Linked DNA regions of Homo sapiens: region 1 is linked to region 2. Evidence: read pairs that join two places in POLR2A ChIA-PET (ENCODE). Cell type or tissue: IMR-90. All regions are shown on one strand. Each heading gives the region's core, and the rest is flanking DNA. Links, peaks and the distances in the headings are about the cores only.

The links. ChIA-PET counts read pairs that join two places held together with the same protein. Peaks named below come from ENCODE experiments on the same cell type or tissue, not always from the same donor. Only the 100,000 strongest peaks of a DNase experiment are listed, where the experiment ranks them.
Region 1: POLR2A ChIA-PET joins it to region 2 with 5 read pairs; 2 of 35 experiments call an interaction of 5 or more read pairs at or near these places.

Annotation. Positions count from the first base shown.
Region 1 is chr4:187,598,878-187,602,877 of GRCh38, forward strand. The region is part of intron 2 of LINC02492 (long intergenic non-protein coding RNA 2492); the gene reads right to left. The region is part of intron 1 of LOC105377604 (a long non-coding RNA gene); the gene reads right to left. Among named protein-coding and RNA genes, the nearest start is that of LINC02492, 72 kb to the right of the region's middle. RefSeq lists an enhancer at 3,157-4,000. In IMR-90, for the core only: no CTCF peak of the experiment used is centred there; no DNase peak of the experiment used is centred there; H3K27ac peaks cover 256 bases.
Region 2 is chr4:186,835,371-186,843,552 of GRCh38, forward strand. LOC124900877 (a long non-coding RNA gene) reads right to left here and starts at 5,448. Exons shown (of 2, transcript XR_007058506.1): 1 at 5,372-5,448; 2 at 3,026-3,893. LOC102723906 (a long non-coding RNA gene) reads left to right here and starts at 5,292. Exons shown (of 5, transcript XR_939594.3): 1 at 5,292-5,619. In IMR-90, for the core only: no CTCF peak of the experiment used is centred there; DNase peaks (open chromatin) are centred at 4,341 and 5,091; H3K4me3 peaks cover 337 bases; H3K27ac peaks cover 1,904 bases.

The DNA of each region.
Region 1 (4,000 bases), core at 1-4,000, 760 kb after region 2:
ATCAGTATAAGCTCACATTTAGCTTAATATAGATACAGATGGCCACCTATGGAAATATTTATAGATGTATGTATATACATGCGTTAGGATACACACATCTATTTCTTTGCTCTATCAGCTGAGAAGATCTAAAACAAATGGCACCCTCGTATCAATGAACACACCTAGATCTTGCATTGACTACCTCCTCCAATAAAACAAACCAAGTCTTCTTGTAGAGAGGGCTGATACTAACACCAAGGCCAGGTGTATACAGGATGAGCCTGGAGCATCCAGTAGTCACAGAAAGCAGGGCGTGCACCCTCCTCCCCACAGAAAACCTCACATCATGAGGGTGTGTGAAGGGGGCACAAAGCCAACTGAAAGCGCTCCCAATGGCCAAAGCTGGAACGATTTGAGCCACAAAATAAGTCGTGTTGGATTATAATCCAAACTATAAAAGAAATATCCATGGCCTGGTGCAGTGGCTCACACCTGTAATCCCACCACTTTGGAAGGCCAAGATGGGTGGATTACAAGGTCAGGAGATCGACACCATCTTGGCCAACATGGTGAAACCCCATTTCTACTAAAATACAAAAATAAGCTGGGCGTGGCGGCGCGTGCCTGTAATCCCAGCTACTCAGGAGGCTGAGGCAGGAGAATCGCTTGAACCCAAGAGACAGAAGTTGCAGTGAGCCCAGATAGCACCACTGCACTACAGCCTGGCAACAGAGCAAGACCCTGTCTCAAAAAAAAAAAAAAAAATCCACGAGTCTACACTGATATAAAGAATGATTGAATAAATGAATAAATCGGGGAGTCAAATCAAATCCCCTGCCAAATCATTTCTAATAACTTATGCCACTGTTTTGCCTTTAAGGAAGCTACTCCAGCCTTGAGGGATTGGAGCATAACTCCTAATCCCTAAGTGTGAGCTACACATACAGACTCCCTTCCAAGGGGTAGATTCTGGAAAGTGCAGGGCGAGGCAGCGGAGGAGCCACTTTACAGGGAAGAAAACACGACCTCAGCCAGGTGATTCAAGTCGAAGTCAGAACCAACAGTCACAAATCATGCTGACAGTGCTTGCCCACGATATGATGCAATGAAAATGGCGGCTTAGCTTTGTGATTTTCCTCTACAAAAGACACAAATCTAGTCTAATCATGAGGGGAAAAAAAGTCAGAAAATTTCCAACAGAGGGCAACCTACAAAAGAGGACTTCTCAAAATTGTTGGGGTCATCAAAAACACAGGAAGTCTGAGAAACTATGACAGCCAAGAGGAGCCTGAGGAGTCACGGCCACTAAATGTAACATGGTGTCCCATAGGATTCCGGAACCTAAAGCTGATGTTGGGTAGAAACTAAGGAAGTCTGGGCCAGGCACAGTGGCTCACTCCTGTAATCCCAGCACTGTGGGAGGCCAAGGCTGGTGGATCACCTGAGGTCAGGAGTTCGAGACCAGCCTGGCCAACATGGTGAAACCCCTTCTCTGCTAAAAATACAAAAATTAGCCAGGTGTAGTGGTGCATGCCTGTAATCCCAGTTACTCAGGAGGCTGAGGCAGGAGAATCTCTTGAACCTGGGAGGTGGAGGTTGCAGTGAGCCAAGATCATGCCACTGCACTCCAGCCTGGGGAACTGAGTGCGACTAAGTTAAAAACAAAAAAAACCTAAGGAAGTCTGAATAAGCTATGGGCTTCAGTTCATAAGATATTTATAATATTAGTTCATTAATTATGCAAAGGTACCATGCTAATATAAGCTGTTAATGATAGTGGGAACTGGCTTGGGTGTATGGGAACTATCTGTACCATCTTCCTAATTTTTTTATGAACCTAAAACTGTTCTAAAAACTAAAGTCAGAGTCGATGTTTCTATCAGTATCCCCACTCTCCAGCCATGTCTTTGTGTTCCTCTTCCTCGCAGTGCATGTGAGGATTTGCTCCTTGGCCTGGAACACTGTTTCTCTTGCTGTGGATCAACATAAGCCTAATCCATTTAATCATGGCGATCTCATCATCAGCTCCCACCTAAACTGCTCCTCTTCACAGAAGAGTTTTGCTGCCTTCAATCTACTCCATTGCACTCTCACTACTCCCTCGAGTTTTTCTTCACAGGACAAGCCATATTTGTATTATCTGAGTGTTATTAATTAGTTAAAGTCTATCACCTCCAGAGACTATAAGCTCCATGAAAGCAAGGACTACATTTGCTCCCAATTTCAATACTGAGAGTAACATTGAATATTCGATCATTTTAATGAATGAATACACGACAGAAAAAATGAATCCTGACCTCTCAAAGATTATGTACTTATTTTTACTTCCTTCTTGGCAGCATGTAAGATTACATATATTCTAAATTATTGATAGTGAACTTCTGTCTAACCCACGTGGTATTCTAAAAGACATTTTAACTATTCAGATACAGCTGAATATTTGTATCAGGGTAATACAGGCATAAATATCCAGTGGTTAAACCTCCATGAATGTACAATATTTTAGTCCATATTTTACATAGTCATTAAATGCTTTATTGAAGCAGAGTAAAGTCTGAAAACTAAAGCCAAATCCTTTGACACTAAAAATAAAAAAAAAGCGGGTGTCCAAGCAACATAACGGTCAGTGATTTGCTACTTAACAAATGAAAAACAAAGAAACAAAATCCAAATCAATGTAAACAATATATACCTCTCTGTTGACAATGACAACAGGTGCTATCAACACAGAAGATGATATAAATGTAAGTGCTTTAGTCAACATTACAGCCAGATGATAATAAGAACATTTCACTCTGCATTTATAGGACCCAGTAGCAGTCGGCTGTTAAAGAAAAGTAACAATAATCAAACTGGGCTAAGTATTTTCTATGTGAAGGTATCATGAAATTTATGAAGTCTGTGTAAGAAAGATAAAGGCATTCACTTTTGAAAGAATAAGATAGTTTAAACCTCAACATTCTCTATGCTTAAAATTGAGCTAATTTGAATAAACAGACCATGACATGGAACTGTCACTTTACAAGTTCCTGCTTTAGTCTTTAACTCTCAAACTAGCATTCTTTAAACTGTCTAACACTGTGAACTAGTTTTAATGCCTCCAGCTTTGTCTCCTATTATTATGAGCACATTATATGGAGTGAAAAAAGAGGAATATTGTTGGACTTAATAGTAAATATAATATGGAAAATAATGCAATGAGCACTTAAACAAAGTTATAACCATGGTTAAACAAAAGAAAGATTGTATGTGTCAGCTGCTGAAAGACATTCTAAGTTATTTGTGTGCAATATACTGTTGTTTGACAGAACTGACACCTAAATGTGAATGATGGTTTGCTTTCGCTAATATTAGGGCATGAATCTAGGTTTAATCCAGTCCAGTCAAACCTGGACTATGCCTCACTTTTTCTTCATAGATTTGACAATGGGTCTTCATTTTAAAATCACTTACAACCACGAAGAGAAAAAAAAAATCTCTTCACTGGTCCGTTTGGCAAATGACAGTTTGCTTGAGATTTCCTTCTGAGATCAAAGAGGAGGAAATAATGTCACGCTGCAGGAATTTCTAATGATTAATGTTATTACCATGAACACCAAAGGAAGTGATAATAATTTGCCAAGTGTGCTGCCCGGTTTTCCAGTATTAACTCATCACTATTTGCTTCCTCAGAGTAAGGATTTCTCACAAATAAGGAAAAGGGATGAGGAGATATGTATTGCTTTTGTTTTCCGAGAATGCCACGCACCCACACTCAGCACACCCTAGCGAGATTTTAGCCTATGCATGTGCGTCTTTCCTGCCTTTGCCTGTTTCTGCCTCTTGACCAGCGTCTATCAACTATGGAGCTCGACTCCCTGCCATTAAGGAGACAGACTTCCTGGGGTGCTCTGCTCCCACCTGCTCCCTTTTGGACTAAACAATGTGTGTGCTCTTCTGTTACAGAGTCAGTTCCTTCCACAAAATTACCGTCTTGCTGTCATTGGTATGGCTGCCAGCAAACCATGCCAAGGTCTTC
Region 2 (8,182 bases), core at 2,184-6,183:
GTTAACTCGTGGACAGAACTGAGAGCCAGAACTTGCTTCAAATCTCAGCTCGGACACCTATAAGCTGAGCTGTGAAGCAAGCTGTTTATGTAAACCTGTTTCTTCTTCTGTAACATGAGGATAATAAACATAGCTATACCCCACAGAATTGTGAAAATAAACAGGTAATGCATGAAAACCCCTCAGCAGAGTAGCTGGAACTTATTTTAACTATTTTTTTAAATTGCCCCATTTATGTACGCCACAGCTGAACTCAAGAAAAACAATGATCACTGAATTTGTACTATGAATGTCCCCAGAAATATAACTTAATAAACTACTTAAATACCAGTCTTTGAAATTATGTCAACAGAGACTAAATTCAAATATTTAGGCATTTATTCTATTTTTAAAAGGCATAAATACTCACAGTGTTATAATCATTTCTCCATTTATTTTTCTTTTTATTCAAAATGACTAGCTAGCTTATATGCATATTTTAAAGTATCTGAATAGCTCAGGAAAAACAAAATTTGCATAACAAACCAAATTGTGCACCTTTAAAAGCAACTGTACAAAAAATATTTATCAGAAAAAAGTTTATTTAAATGCACTAAAAGTTCTTTGGCTTCTTTATTGGATATTAAAAATTTTATTTTTGAAAATACAATTAATTTACCATTATGTATAAGAAATGAAGCGTATCTTTTGTTCCAAATTTTATTCATACTTTTAACATATATAAAAAGAATTAGCTGCTTTTAATTCTTAGAGGTACAATGTTTGAATAAATGTTTGTTACACTGGCAACTGAAGACGTTTAGAGATTTTGTATGTATAAAATTTAGAGAAATTATAGATCAAAGTTAAGTGAATGATCAAACTTTTAAAATGAACAAATAAAAGTAGGCCAAGGATGAATGGAACAAAATGTGTTAGAAAAGTATTACCACCAGATCCCTAGATAATATATGAATGTAGGATATATTTGATTGTATAATTCTAAACATAAATTACATTAAATTATCTTAATCATTTATCTTCCTAGAATTTTGCAGGCAATTTAAAAATATCGAATTATTTACACTATGCTCCCTAAAGCAGAGATAAATTAATGGTCAAACTTTGGGAAACTAATTTTGTTCTGAGGCTGATGATCTCATATAAATAATAGTTTATAAGTGTATCAGTTTAGAGAGTTTGCCTTTGTAATCTATTAAAGAACACATTTTAGATAAATGTAAATGGAGATTATGGTTGCATATTATTAAGTTTCCTGACAAACACTAAGAATCTATGATAAAAATCATTTCCAGTGAATTCAAATATTATTTCCTTGAAGAACTGAATCCTTATGATAAAATTAGCACCTCCTCTTTCTCTTCCTCCCTCTCTTTTCTCTTCCTCCCTCTTTTTTCTTTTCTACCTTTCTTTTCCTATTTTATGTCTCCTTCCAAAAAGATTCAAGTCATTTGCTCTATACTAAATGCTCTTGGAAAAAGTGAACTTTTGCTATCCATTGTGTTAGACAGCCATTATTTGCTAAAGCAATTGGAAGGATTTTATATGCAAATAATTGATAAACACTGGTTTACCCCATCAATGGAAAAAAAAATCAAAACTGTTGTTCAAATAAATGAATTTTATTGTAATTATTAGCGTTCTTGTTTGCTAATAATGCTAATTGATGTGAAGTCACTCAATTCCTCACTACAATGAAATACTGAAGAAATAAAATGTCCTGGGAAGATGTGTCTGCATAAATATTATAAAGGAGGGGGAAAGAACAGGTTGGGGCATTAGAGCAAAGCCTAGGTTCTCACCTTGACCGTGGTGTTCTCTCACTGAATGACCTTGAGCAACTCACCTACCTTGCCTGGGCTCCAGGTTCATGATCTGTTAAGTATGGAGGTAGGAATTCATTTTCTTTTATTATTATTATTATTATTATTATTATTATTATACTTTAAGTTTTAGGGTACATGTGCACAACGTGCAGGTTTGTTACATATGTATACATGTGCCATGCTGGTGTGCTGCACCCATTAACTCGTCATTTAGCATTAGGTATATCTCCTAATGCTATACCTCCCCGCTCCCCCAACCCCACAACAGTCCCCAGAGTGTGATGTTCCCCTTCCTGTGTCCATGTGTTCTCATTGTTCAATTCCCACCTATGAGTGAGAACATGCGGTGTTTGGTTTTTTGTCCCTGTGGTAGTTTACTGAGAATGATGATTTCCAATTTCATCCATGTCCCTACAAAGGACATGAACTCATCATTTTTTATGGCTGCATAGTATTCCATGGTGTATATGTGCATTTTCAAGCTGTAAAGATGTCATACAGAGGCAGCCTAACTACTGAAAGGAGGCTTCACTCTGGCATGTGAAACCTCAAGTAACTCACTGGGCTATTTCCTGTAAGAACTGCTAACGAGGAGCCAAAGTGTCTCAACGAGTTCCACCTCAAAACTCTGTTCTTGCAGGCTCTTATCTTTACACATTCATGAAAGGCACTAGGCTAAAGGAAGAGATTCAGGGAAGCAGAAAATGAGAAAATGGCGGCACAAGGAGCATGGTTAACCTGTCAACCGAATAACTTACTGTTGGACAATTGGAAATGTGCTATCCACTGCAGCTAATTGCATTCTAATTGGTTGTAGTTAGAAATTTTTTACTTAAAAAAAAAATTTCCAAGTTGATTTATAAGAACTGTGTATTAGGACCTATGCCTTATGTATTTTTTGTTTTAAAATCCATTGTATGTAAGGATTATTTGGGGATAATTTTTTCTTATTTATTTGTATTACATTAATTCGTTTGCAATACATTAATTCATTAAATCTTCTCAGAGGTAGCATGAGACCTTTTGTGTGTTTGCGAAAATACATTTTTTTTGTGTAATGGCACGTAAGTAAATTAAAAATTAGTAACACAAACCAAATGGAAAAGTACATCAAATGCAGGATTTGTGATTTCAGAGCATACACTTAGGAATCTATGTTTTGTTATTTAACGAGTATTAAAACATAAATTACAAGTACATTGTGGTTTCAGAATAACACTGTATTTGACTTGATGACATAGCGATCTGTTCACATAACAGCATATAGTGCAGTGCTTGACATGTAGTTGGTGAATGAATGAATGATTGAAAAAATGAATGAATGATAGGAAGTCCATTTATATCAGAGTCATCCTAGTAGCTAAATTAATGACTGACTATAAAATGTCAAATTCCCCATTACAGTGCAATGATTACCAACCATTTTACCACCACAGATCCTGAGATTTGAAAAGTTTTGTCTACTAAACATGATATATTTATTTGATAGCAATTTCTTTTTCTCATTTTTAATAAAAGTGACATGGAATAATAGTACTGACAGAATTGATCACACAATAGCTTCATATTTCTCCTATTAAGGTAACAGTACAGTGTGGTTAAGGACATGGATTTGCAGCAAAGAGCATGGGCTCTTAACCGGATTACCTTGGTTAGAACCCCAGTTCATTAGCTGTGTGGACTTACACATAAGTTCTTACAAACTGCTCTGTATCTCAATTTCCTCATTCTAAGAGGAGGATAATACGTGTGCCAAATTCATGATTTTTTTAATGAATCCATGAAAAGCACCTAGAACAGGGCCTAGGACATAGTAAGCACTCAAAAAATGTTGGTGATTCCACGCTATGAGTGCTAACATGGATTATTCCCAAAGCTCACTGGAGCACCATGAAGTCAGGATTGTGCCCAAATTACAGATGAGAAAACAGACCTACTGAGATTAAAATTGCTTAATGTAACAGATTGGCTCAAGTCTAGAGCTAAATCTTGCTCCTTTTCTCTTTCTCTCCCTCTCTTCTTCCTTTTTCCCTTCTCTTCTCTTTTCTCTCTAACAGAAATCTTGATCTGCAAGAGATAAGCGGTGTTGCCACATTACATTAATACAATCCCAGGCAGAATCAATGCTTGACATTTCAATTAGCTTGTGCAACTTTATTGAAAGTGAACTTATGATTTCTGTTTAACTCTTGGAAATACTGAAAATGGCTGAAAGAGCTCCATTTCTTTCAGAATAGGAGCAGTGATATAAGGGAGCCTCCAGTTGGCTCTTTCATAATTCTTAACACTTCAATTTGTGGTAAGTCATTTAAATGTTGCCATAAATAGGATTTAAAGGGGGGGCGGAAAGTATTGTCTATTTTTTAAATGGCAAATTCTTGATTTTATGCTTTTTCACGTATTAAGAAAACAGATATTTTCAGAAGTTAATACAAATGACTTGCAATACAACGATCAGAAATTTTTTGCCAATGATGACTCATTTCATAAAAACCCAGAACATTTATTCTTTCTGTTCCTGTTTCAGAAGAAATAGCGTAAGCACCATGGCCACTGCTAGTCCTAACATTAACACTGAAGTTTATAATCCATGTTTTGCCTTTTCTGGCTGTGGCTGTTAGTATCTGGCTGGAGGGGCTCCAGGGCCACACACAGACGGCGTTCATGTATGACAGTGTCTTTTACGGAGTGGGGTAAAGAGGGCCACACTCTGAAAAACAGAGAGGTGGGAGAGAGGGAGGGAAGCCACAGAACACCCCCATGACCCCAGCCACCCACGGAACTGGGAGAGGGAGAGTCACCGCTTGGCTGAAGGCTGAGGAAAGCAGAGACGGAATAATGGATGACTATGAAATTAAAATAGGGTGACTTGAATAAGACATATACGACTTTTTTTTTTTTTTTTTAAACAGTGGAACCTACTTCTTCATGTCTCTAACTTTCCTGAGTGGGAGTTTATCAACCCTGTCCTTACAACTCACTACTTGTTCCGGGATGTAGGAAAACACCCTTTACCTTGAGGCCCTTCCCAATCTATCCAAGTCCACTGTCGAAATTCCTTACCCACCACCCTCCTGCCAGGAGACACTGTGATGCCCATTTCCCCAGGACCCTTCCTTCTGGACTGCTTTCTCTCCTACTGCTGTCTCTCGACCCCGCTCCATCTCCCTCCCCATCCTCCTCCCTCCCCCTCCTTCTCCTCCTTCAATGAGCTTGTGCAACTTTATTGAAAGTTCTCCCCTCCCACTCTGCCTCCTTCTCCCCTCCCCAGTCCTCTCCACTTTCCATCTCCCACCCCTCGCCTTCCTCCCGCCTCCTTCTCCTCCCCACTCCCTCTCCTTCTCTCCTCCTTCTCCCTCCCCCCTTCCCCTCCTTCTCCTCCCTCTCCCTCCTCTTCTTTCCCCCTTCTTCCCCCTCCCGCTCCTCTCCCTCCCTCTCCTTCTCCCCCTCCTCCTCCCTCCCTCTTCTCCCTTCCTCCCCCGACTCCTTCTCTCCTCCCTTCTTTCTCCCCTCCCCATCACCGCTCTTTTTGGTGTGTTGCTCACTTTCTCCTCAGTTTGTCCAAACACTTTCAGTTTTCACTTTCAGGAAGTGTTGAGGTCCACACCCAACTCAGGCTCTCCATCCCTGAGGGGAAGCACGTGGCTGTCCCCTTTCGGTGGATTTCAAGCATCCCTGGCGCAGGTGCAGCGGCCTTGCCCTGGGCTCACCAGCAGCCTTTGGGGTCCCAGTTGGCAGGCAGCCCTGTTCCCTGGGGGTCCCTGCCGGAGCTGCTGGTCCCTGGAGCTACCCCGTGAGTACTTTTCTGTCTTGGAATAGGATGTTCAAGTGCACAGGTCACGGGTAAGGACGGAGGCATAGATTAATCCGGCCCCTCACTGCCCCGAGGAACCCAGGATCTGGCACGGTCCTCGGCATGCTCATGCTGCAGTGAATGAGCGAGTGAGAGTGAACTGACAGGCGCGGGGAGGAAGAGGCTGAAGCACGCTTCACTTGCCCGCAGTTTTGTGAGGGCGGGGTCTGTAGGCCGGAAAGGAATTCTTCACCCCGGAAGTGAATGCTTGTCGCATGCATTAAATAGCCTGATTTGGCTGTCCCTTTCCCCACCGGTTTTGCTGCAGTCATTCTTTGGCGATAAAAATTTTAGAAATGTGTTTTCTGAAATTTTTCTTTTTTTTATATACTTTAAGTTCTAGGGTACATGTGCACAACGTGCAGGTTTGTTACATATGTATACATGTGCCATGTTGTGTGCTGCACCCATTAACTCGCCATTTACATTAGGTATATCTCCTAATGCTATCCCTCCCCCCTCCCCCCACCCCACAACAGGCCCCGGTGTGTGATGTTCCCCTTCCTGTGTCCATGTGTTCTCATTGTTCAATTCCCACCTATGAGTGAGAACATGCAGTGTTTGGTTCCTTGTTCTTGTGATAGTTTGCTGAGGATGATGGTTTCCAGCTTCATCCATGTCCCTACAAAGGACATAAACTCATCATTTTTTATAGCTGCATAGTATTCCATGGTGTATATGTGCCAAATTTTCTTAATCCAGTCTATCATTGTTGGACATTTGGGTTGGTTCCAAGTCTTTGCTATTGTGAATAGTGCCACAATAAAAATACGTGTGCATGTGTCTTTATAGCAGCATGATTTATAATCCTTTGGGTATATACCCAGTAATGGGATGGCTGGGTCAAATGGTATTTCTAGTTCTAGATCCCTGAGGAATCGCCACACTGACTTCCACAATGGTTGAACTAGTTTACAGTCCCACCAACAGTGTAAAAGTGTTCCTATTTCTCCACATCCTCTCCAGCACCTGTTGTTTCCTGACTTTTTAATGATCGCCATTCTAACTGGTGTGAGATGGTATCTCATTGTGGTTTTGATTTGCATTTCTCTGATGGCCAGTGATGATGAGCATTTTTTCATGTGTTTTTTGGCTGCATAAATGTCTTCTTTTGAGAAGTGTCTGTTCATATCCTTCACCTACTTGTTGATGGGGTTGTTTGTTTTTTTCTTGTAAATTTGTTTGAGTTCATTGTAGATTCTGGATATTAGCCCTTTGTCTGAGTAGATTGCAAAAATTTTCTCCCATTCTGTAGGTTGCTTGTTCACTCTGATGGTAGTTTCTTTTGCTGTGCAGAAGCTCTTTGGTTTAATTAGATCCGATTTGTCAATTTTGGCTTTTGTTGCCATTGCTTTTGGTGTTTTAGACATGAAGTCCTTGCCCATGCCTATGTCCTGAATGGTATTGCCTAGGTTTTTTTCTAGGGTTTTTATGGTTTTAAGTCTAACATGTAAGTCTTTAATCCAACTTGAATTAATTTTTGTATAAGGTTTAAGGAAGGGATCCAGTTTCAGCTTTCTACATATGGCTAGCCAGTTTTCCCAGCACCATTTATTAAATAGGGAATTCTTTCCCCATTGCTTGTTTTTGTCAGGTTTGTCAAAGATCAGATGGTTGTAGATATGTGGCATTATTTCTGAGGGCTCTGTTCTGTTCCATTGGTCTATATCTCTGTTTTGGTACCAGTACCATGCTGTTTTGGTTACTGTAGCCTTGTAGTATAGTTTGAAGTCAGGTAGCATGATGCCTCCAGCTTTGTTCTTTTGGCTTAGGATTGACTTGGCAATGCGGGCTCTTTTTTGGTTCCATATGAACTTTAAAGTAGTATTTTCCAATTCTGTGAAGAAAGTCATTGGTAGCTTGATGGGGATGGCATTGAATCTATAAATTACCTTGGGCAGTATGGCCATTTTCATGATATTGATTCTTCTTACCCATGAGCATGGAATGTTCTTCCATCTGTTTGTATCCTCTTTTATTTTATCGAGCAGTGGTTTGTAGTTCTACTTGAAGAGGTCCTTCACGTCCCTTGTAAGTTGGATTCCTAGGTATTTTATTCTCTTTGAAGCAATTGTGAATGGGAGTTCACTCATGATTTGGCTGTCTGTTTGTCTGTTATTGGTGTATAAGAATGCTTGTGATTTTTGCATGAAATGTGTGTTTTTTACAGAGCCTTAGGGTCTGTGGAGTAAATGTACCACATGAAACTACTAAATAAATCAAAATGGTAACACAGCTTTATGGAGTATTTTTATGGTGATCAGTTCATTTTGTCCAAGTTATATATGAGTTTGGAGGTGGATCTGTAAACTCCCCCCTCCAACTTTTTTCAGAAAAAGAATTTTTTTCCTTATAGAAGTAGTACATGTTCATGGTAAAATCAAACAAAGAAACGAGAATAAATCGAATGAGACAGAGGAAGAGAGATGAAAAGTAAAATTCCTCTTCCAGCCTCATTCCCCAGAGCAGCAGTTCTCAACTGGGGAGGATTTTGCCTCCTAGG